Linked DNA regions of Homo sapiens: region 1 is linked to region 2. Evidence: chromatin contacts called from ENCODE Hi-C data. All regions are on one chromosome and are shown on one strand. The core of a region is the stretch at or near the end of the contact, and the rest is flanking DNA. Distances in the headings are between cores, read along the strand shown.

The links. A loop is a pair of places that touch in the nucleus more often than their neighbours do. Pooled maps may share reads with other maps.
Region 1: a map of aorta shows a loop between it and region 2 (3-fold over the local background). The contact joins two enhancer-like sites. A Hi-C loop is called at or near these places in 5 of 168 maps with a recorded cell type or tissue (Right ventricle myocardium superior, aorta, cardiac septum and 2 more) and 1 of 50 pooled maps.

What each region holds. Positions count from the first base shown.
Region 1 is chr3:123,408,121-123,412,590 of GRCh38, reverse strand. The region is part of intron 1 of ADCY5 (adenylate cyclase 5); the gene reads left to right. Among named protein-coding and RNA genes, the nearest start is that of ADCY5, 39 kb to the left of the region's middle. RefSeq lists an enhancer at 230-755. Within about 2 kb of position 2,695, at least 4 of the 41 ENCODE cell types and tissues checked have a DNase peak (open chromatin) inside an H3K27ac peak, as active enhancers do.
Region 2 is chr3:123,328,886-123,331,913 of GRCh38, reverse strand. ADCY5 (adenylate cyclase 5) reads left to right here. Exons shown (of 21, transcript NM_183357.3): 5 at 898-1,025. Among named protein-coding and RNA genes, the nearest start is that of ADCY5, 120 kb to the left of the region's middle. RefSeq lists enhancers at 556-1,343, 2,565-3,028. Within about 2 kb of position 1,778, at least 12 of the 41 ENCODE cell types and tissues checked have a DNase peak (open chromatin) inside an H3K27ac peak, as active enhancers do.

The sequences.
Region 1 (4,470 bases), core at 1,446-3,945, 80 kb before region 2:
TCCAAGGTTTTTGCTCTTAGCCTTTCCGAGCTCTATCTGCCACCGCAACACAGAGGCTGTCAGTGCTGTAACTGCTGTCTTCATACGCTTGAAATCTCACTCCCAAACCATCCCTGCAGCCCTGGCCCCTTTGGGAACCCCAGTGTACATGGTTTCCCGGCTTTTGGAGGACACAGTGGTTGCGTTGTCTGGCATCTATTCAGAGTTGGGGGAGAGCCCGCAGGGACGTCCTATTGGGTCCTTTCTCTGTTACTGTCTGTTCTTACTTCTCCCACCACACCCTGTCTCCTGTTGGGGCGAATACCTTCTCTAAGGGCAGCCTGGTGGCAGGAATCTGCAGTAGGACACAGGGCCCCCAGGCCATGGCTAGAGAGGCCTATGAGGCAAAGTGTCCTCTTTCCTGCCGCAGCGTGCCCCTTGTGGTCAGGAAGCCTCGAGGTCTAGCTTCGTTCCCTCCTGCTGTCTCTTCCCATCCTCCCCTATGTGGAGGAAGGTTTTATGAGTGGGGGCTTGTTGGCACCTTCTCAAAAGGAGAGGGCAGGCATCCTGAGCTCCTGGATGCCGGCAGAGCCTAGGGTAGGATAGTTCAGATGCCTGTCTGGGGAGAGGGCATGTTCCAAAGGTGGAGTTCTGTGTGGGTGGGCTTGGTACCTGGGCCCACAGGCTGCGGGGATGGACACTGGGCTATGCGGGGGCAGGGGATGGGTGACAGGGCCACAGTGAGTCCACCTGGGACTCTGTTGTGCTGTCAACGGTGGACAGCCCCACGTGGGCCTGCTCACCTGTATTGACATGTCAGCTCAGGTGTCCCATTAGGTTAAGCTGTGAGCCCAGAGGCTTTGGTCCCAGGGCCACCCTGGTCACCAGGCTGTGAGGACAGGAGCAACTGTTGCCCCACCCTGCTTTGCCTCTGGAACGAGTCCTGGGGTTGGATTGGGGGTGCTGGGCCTGGCACTCTGTGGGAGCTTGGACTTAAAACATGTTGCTGGCTGGGGGTTGGGGATAAGAGGCAGGGGAAGGAGAAAGATAGGCACTGGGATCCTGGGCCAGGCTTAGGCCTTTGTCCTTTGTCCCCTCAGGCTGAGTCAGCATCTGTTGTCTCAGGAGTTTCTGTCTCAGTTCAGGCACTATGAGTGTTACCTCCCCTAGGTGCCGAGGACAGGCCCCCAGCCCGGTGATCTAACTCCTTAGTCAGTGATCGGTGAGGCCTGTCAGGGGTCTGCTCCCTGCTTATTTGAGGCTCTGGTTTCCCTTCTGAACTGAAGGGAATCCAGTCCACTTGCCAGACACTTGTTTTGCTCTTATACTTGCTCAGCCCTCTGAGTGGACCCCAATGGTGGATGGCAGGCTCTCCTCGAAGCAGGCACTAGTACGCCCTTGACTGTGGATTCCAGGAGGCCCAGGGAAACTGCAATGGAAGAGGTTGGTGGAGGCACAGGGCAAGGAAGAAGAGCTTTCTGGCAGACTGAAACAGGAGGCTCATGGAGGGAACGGGTTAGGCTTGGTAGTAGAGGGCATATTTGACAAACCTGAGTGATTTGGTATAGCTGCTGCTTTGGAGATAAGTGGGTGCTGGAATGGCTAGTGCTAAGGAATTTAGGCCGTATCCAGTAGGTGATAGCTATTTAAGTAGTTTGAATAAGGATGGGGTGAGATGGCTCACGTCTGTAATCCCAGCACTTTGGGAGGCCCAGGCAGAAGGATCACTTGAGGCCAGGAGATTGAGAGCAGCCTGGGCAACATAGTGAGACTGCATCTCTACAAAAAATGAAAAAGTTAGCCCAGCAAGGTGATACATGCCTGTAGTCCTAGCTACTCAAGAGGCTGAGGTGGGAGGATCGCTTGAGCTCAGGAGTTCGAGGCTGCAGTAAGCTATGATTGCACCACTGCACTCCAGCCTGGGCGACAGAGCTAGTGAGATTCTACCTCCAAAAAAAAAAGAATGGATGTGATGGTGATTAATCTAAGAGCTGCCATTGTTGAGCCTTTATTTTATGTCCTTTATGTGTCCTGTTAGATTTCATTCTTACTGCAGCTTTCTAAGGTGGACGTTATGTTGGTTTTCACCTGGTCATTCCAAAGGCAGACAGAGTGCAGGATGTGGCCAAGGGTGTTGGAATAATAGGAGATTAGCCCTTCCCCAACAGGCAGTTCACCTTGGGATATGGCTCTACCATTCCTACTTATGCCTGGGAGGTACGGGGTGGCCCCAGGCTGCTGTGTTGAGGAGGAGGAGGAGGAATTGGGGGATAAGGGTTGGGGGAGGAGGAGGAGGGGGATGGAACTCTGCCAAGACAGAGCTGCCCTGGAGGGAGTCTTTGTGGGCTGTTTCCTGAGGAGTTCTACAAGGGAAGCTTCCAGTCACTCTGCCATCCTTAAGGGTGATGAGCTGTGTTCCAGCCCCCATCCTTCCCTCCCTTTCTCATTCTCCTAGTTCTGGTGGAGGCCCTGAGGGCAGATGGGGGCCTCTCACTGGGTTGACCGGATCCAGCACCTGCTCATGTGGGAGAGCAGAGGGACCTCAGGGCTATGGGGCCACACTGCCTCAGGGAACACAGGTCTCAGTTGGGGAAGTGGGTGTGGGAGGACCTGTAGAAAAAGAGATTTATTACTGCTCTTTCCCTGCCAGCTGCGTGTTTGCCTTTCCCAGGTCAGTGGGCTGGTGACGAGAGAGGGCAAGTTAATTTATATCCAGGTGATAGATTAGCTCCTCTAACCACAGGGAACTTTCTCAGCTCATCCAACTGGGGCTTGGAGGGTGGGAGGGGCCGGTGAGTGAGGGAATGTCTCTGGGGCAGTTTCTACCTTCTGCCCGGCCTCTGTTAAGGAAGCAGGTGAGGTGCAAGAGGGGCATCTCAACATGAGTGGGCATCTTAACCTCCTGGAGAGCTTGCTGGGCTCCCAGAGTTTCTGAGTCACAAGGTCAGAGGTGGAGCCCAATAATTTGCATGTCTAGCTGCTTCCTGGGTGATGCTGCAGCTGCTCCTGCTCTGGATATCCCACTTGGAGAACCACTGTGCTAGATAATCAGTTGAGGATTTTTGGTGGTGCTTCCCTTACCTATCTGTGCTGCTTGGACAGGACTATTAGCAGGAACACATCCTTTCCACCTGTGAAAGCTGCATCCCACCTTTAGACCCTGACTCCAAGGATACCTTCTCCAGTGGCCACCCTGAGAACTAGCATGTGCTGGGCCGTCTGTCCTTTTTCCCCACATGCTACCTGGTTTCATGGCCTGCGACTGTACACACCTGGAGTATTGGGACTCACTCTTACCAATCCCTGGGGGCCCCCATGGCACCTAGCACAGCCCCTAGCACATAGAGGAACTAGGTGTTGAGTGGATATAGTTAAAGCAGACCCTTATAAGGGTTAAACTTTTCTAAAAACCCAAGGTCAGATGGGGAGCAGATTTTATAAAGACTTTCCAGGCTGGTTATAGGCAGAGCCAGATCAAGAGCCTGGCTGCCTGTATAGATAATTTTATAGAAAATATTTCATAAGCTTAAAACACCAGCTAGCTCTCTAAATCTTTTCTATACTTTATCTACAGAGATACATTTTTATGTAAGTAAATGTGGTTTGTTATAGCTATTTTTATTTTATTTTATTTTTTGAGTTAGAGTCTCACTCTGTTGCCCAGGCTGGAGTGCAGTGGCAGGACCTCGGCTCACTGCAACCTCTGCCTCCTGGGTTCAAACGATTCTCCTGTCTCAGCCTCCCTAGTAGCTGGATTACAGCCACCTGCCACCACACCTGGCTAATTTTTGTATTTTTGGTAGAGATGGGGTTTCACCATGTTGGCCAGGCTGATCTTGAATTCCTACCCTCAGGTGATCCACCCACTCGGCCTCCCAAAGTGCTGAGATTACAGGAGTGAGCCACCATGCCCGGCCGAGTACAGCTAGAACTTTGTGTCTGCTTTTTTTTTTTTTTAGATGCAATCTTGCTCTGTCGCCCAGGCTGGAGTGCAGTGGCGCCATCTCGGCTCACTGCAACCTGCGCCTCCTGGGTTCAAGTGATTCTTCCGCCTCAGCCTGTCGAGTAGCTGGGACTACAGGCGCATGCCACTGTGCCCAGCTAATTTTTGTATTTTTAGTAGAGATGGGGTTTCACCATATTGGGCTGGCTGGTCTCGAACTCCTGACCTCGTGATCCGCCCACCTCGGCCTCCCAAAGTGCTTGGATTACAGGCGTGAGCCACCGTGCCCGGCCAACGTCTGCCTTTAAAAAAAAAAAAAAAAACAAAAAACGTAACATTTGTATGCTAATTTTCTTGCTGAGTGTACAAATGAATGTCTTTTGTGTGCTGTTCCTACATTATCTCACTCGATTCTCATAACGACACTGAAAATACGTGTTACGACCATGTTCATGCGGTAGAGCATCCCTTGGAAGTGATGTTCCATGATTTGCTTAATGTGTCCCAGGCATCAAACATGGAACTGGTGTCTAGATTTTTCACCGTAG
Region 2 (3,028 bases), core at 529-3,028:
GCCAGGCCGGGTTATTGATGAGAGGCTGGTGCCGTCAGTGCCAGTGCCAGGGCTTCTCTGGGGGCTTCCATGGTGGAGCGCATATACTTACCTGTGGATTTTGTCACTGAACTGAATGAGGTGAATAGCACCTGCTTGTCACTTGGGTCTCAAATGAGTCCAGGCCACAAGGGCACTTGAATCCCTGTTTCTCAACTATCTTTGGGAGCCAGAGTTGGACCGCTCATAATTGATGATTACTGATATTCTATCGCAATCCCACTGACGGATTGGTGGTGGCCTGCAGGTGGCCCTGTGGCACCTGTCACTCAGCAGCAGCTCTGTTGGATTCTTGGCACTCATGTGCTTGCTAGTTGAGCAAAATTCTTTTTTGATAAAAGTCTCAGACAGGCTGAGTCAGTGAGCTTTTGGTTAAAGCTCATTTCTGCCTGCTTCAGTCTTTTTGTAAAAGGAGGAGAATCAGACAACTTTTGATAGAATCTCAAGCAACGAATCAGAGTGACTCCTGGGGTGTGGAGGGGACCAGAGACCCTTGTACTGGGGCTTGGGGCCTTCCTTAAGCTGATAAGGCCACCCTGCTGGCTGAGCTGCAGTTCGACCAGCCAAATTCCTCTTGGGGCTCTGGAGTGGATCTTTAAAAGTGAGCTCCTGAGTCTGGGAGCTGGAATGCCGCTCAGGGCTGCCCAGCCCATCCCTCCATCCCCACAATCCCTCCCTCCCCAATGTCTCCTGATAAGCCTGTCCCAGGACCATGCCGAGTTCCGGCGTGGGCCTGCGCTCACTGCCCTAAAAGGCAAGTTATTCCAGGCACGGGGTGAATCTTTTTGCTTCTCGTTTCTTTCCCTCCCACTTCTCTTTCCTACTATTTTTAATTTGTAAAATTAATTTGCTTTCCAGGAGAATCACTGTTTACGTATTAAGATCCTTGGGGATTGTTATTACTGCGTCTCGGGGCTGCCTGAAGCAAGGGCTGACCACGCCCACTGCTGTGTGGAGATGGGCATGGACATGATCGAGGCCATCTCGTAAGTGTCCACCCCCCGGGTACCGTCTCCCTCCCTGGGACTGTCCACAGCCCGAGCGACTGACTGACCTGCCGGCTGCCTAGTTGGAGGCAGGGAAACAGTGGGGTGAAACTGTCTGCCAAAAGGTGCCCAGCCAAGCTGAGGGTTGGCGTGTGCCACCAGACTTTCTGCCTTCTCCAGGGTTCCTGTTCCCTACAGCAGCCTGGGCAGCTTTTCCCAGAGGAAGTGTGTGGGAGGGGAGGGCTCTGCAGACTCCAGGAGTGGAGGAGAGGCTGGCAGCCATGTGAGGATCCTGTGCCGTGTGAGGCCCTTGCACTTCCGGGGCCTCATGTTTCCTACAGACACCCAGCCAGGCATCGAACTGCTGGTTCCACTTCTTCCCAGATGTGAAAGGTTGGGCTCATAGGGGTTAGACAACTCCCCAGGGTGCTACTACCAGGCAGGCGGATTCAAATGCAGGTGTTCCGCTTAGAGAGAATCACCCTGCCTGTGAGCCATAGCAAAAAGGCACTTTGGCCAATTCATGGCTATCACTGGCCACAGAAGGAGCCCTGGTCATTGAAAAACATGGGTGGTGCAAGCTTATGTGACAGCCAAGGGAGCAAGTCAGAGACTTTGGGCTTTAGAAATAGCTTGGGCAGGGGCAGAGAAAAAAGGCACAGAGGGCAAGGTCAGAGGCGGGAGTGGCTGCCAGGAAGGCAGCCGGGTCCGTTGGTTTGGCTCAGTTCTACTTGCAGCACTTGCCAAGTGTCCCCAGCAAGCCTGAGCTAGACAATCAGTCTCCCCGGAAGCACAGAGCCTTAAGGGAGAGAGACCAGGACTCCTGGTGCTCAGATACAAGGCACGTCATGTGGACACGGCGAGGTAAGGGAGGCAGACTATTGAAGGAGGGCCCAGGAGGGGACAGTTGATTCCACTGAGAGGATCAAGAGAGTTTGCCTGAAGGAGGTGGCCGTGGAGTTAAGCCAAAAAGACAGAATGAGCCATTGTCAAGCTAAGCAAGTATCCAAAGGCACTGTGGATGGAAAGTATTTCAGTGAAGGTATTCTGCTGCAGTGGAGGTATTTACCAAGTTGATTCAGGACAAGAGAAATGATGGGTGACCTCAGTCTCCCCTGCAGTGGGTGTCAGCCTCTTGCTGATGGCGTGGGATGGGGTCAGGGAGTCTCAGTGGTGGTCCCACCCACTGGGGCAAGTCAGACTGCTGGTCCCCTGGCTAGCTGAGTGCGCCCATGCCCCAGGTGTTAGGGAGGGTCTAGGGCCCTAGAAAGTGCAATCTGAGTTCATCCATTACCCTACTTCCTGGCACCTGCACCCTCTCCTGCAGATGCTGGGCAGGTTCCCATGGGCCTCAGACATGCACCTGGAGATGTATGGCTTCCTTCCCAGTCTGCCTCCACTGCTCGCCCAGCATGAGGAGTTATAAGTGCATACGGAGGGCCTGCCCTGTCTACTGGGAGCTCCCAGATATGGATATGTGGTGCATGTGGCCGGGACCAAGCTTTCCTCTAGGGCATGGAGCACCCTAAGCCCCTGCACCTGCCCAGGCTCCCCTTCCCTCCTGAGCAGGCCATACCCTTGAAACCTGGGTAACCAGCTTTTGCCATCACCCTGCTAACATCTTGGAAGCAGCAGTGTGGATAAATCCAATAAAAAGATAATCCAAAAGCCATTTCTGTCTTACCCACAAGAGCATTATACAAATAGGGTTTGGAGTGGTGGTAACTTCCCTGTTTAATTCAAGTCGGCCCTAACGTGCATTTGCATTTTTCCAATCACAATTTAATTGACAGGGCAGTGCTGGCCAGAGGTGCCCTCCTGGAGGGGAAGCAGCAGGGCTCTAGGTTTTAGTGTGGCACCGCGCCACCTTGTGGCCAGGCCGGGAACAGCCCCTTTCACAGCCGACTGCACCTGCCGCCCGCCCCAGTGCCCTTCAGGCTGAACGTTCTTGGACTCTAGGGCTGGATGGGAGAGAGAAGACTCTTTGACCCCCGCACCTTCAC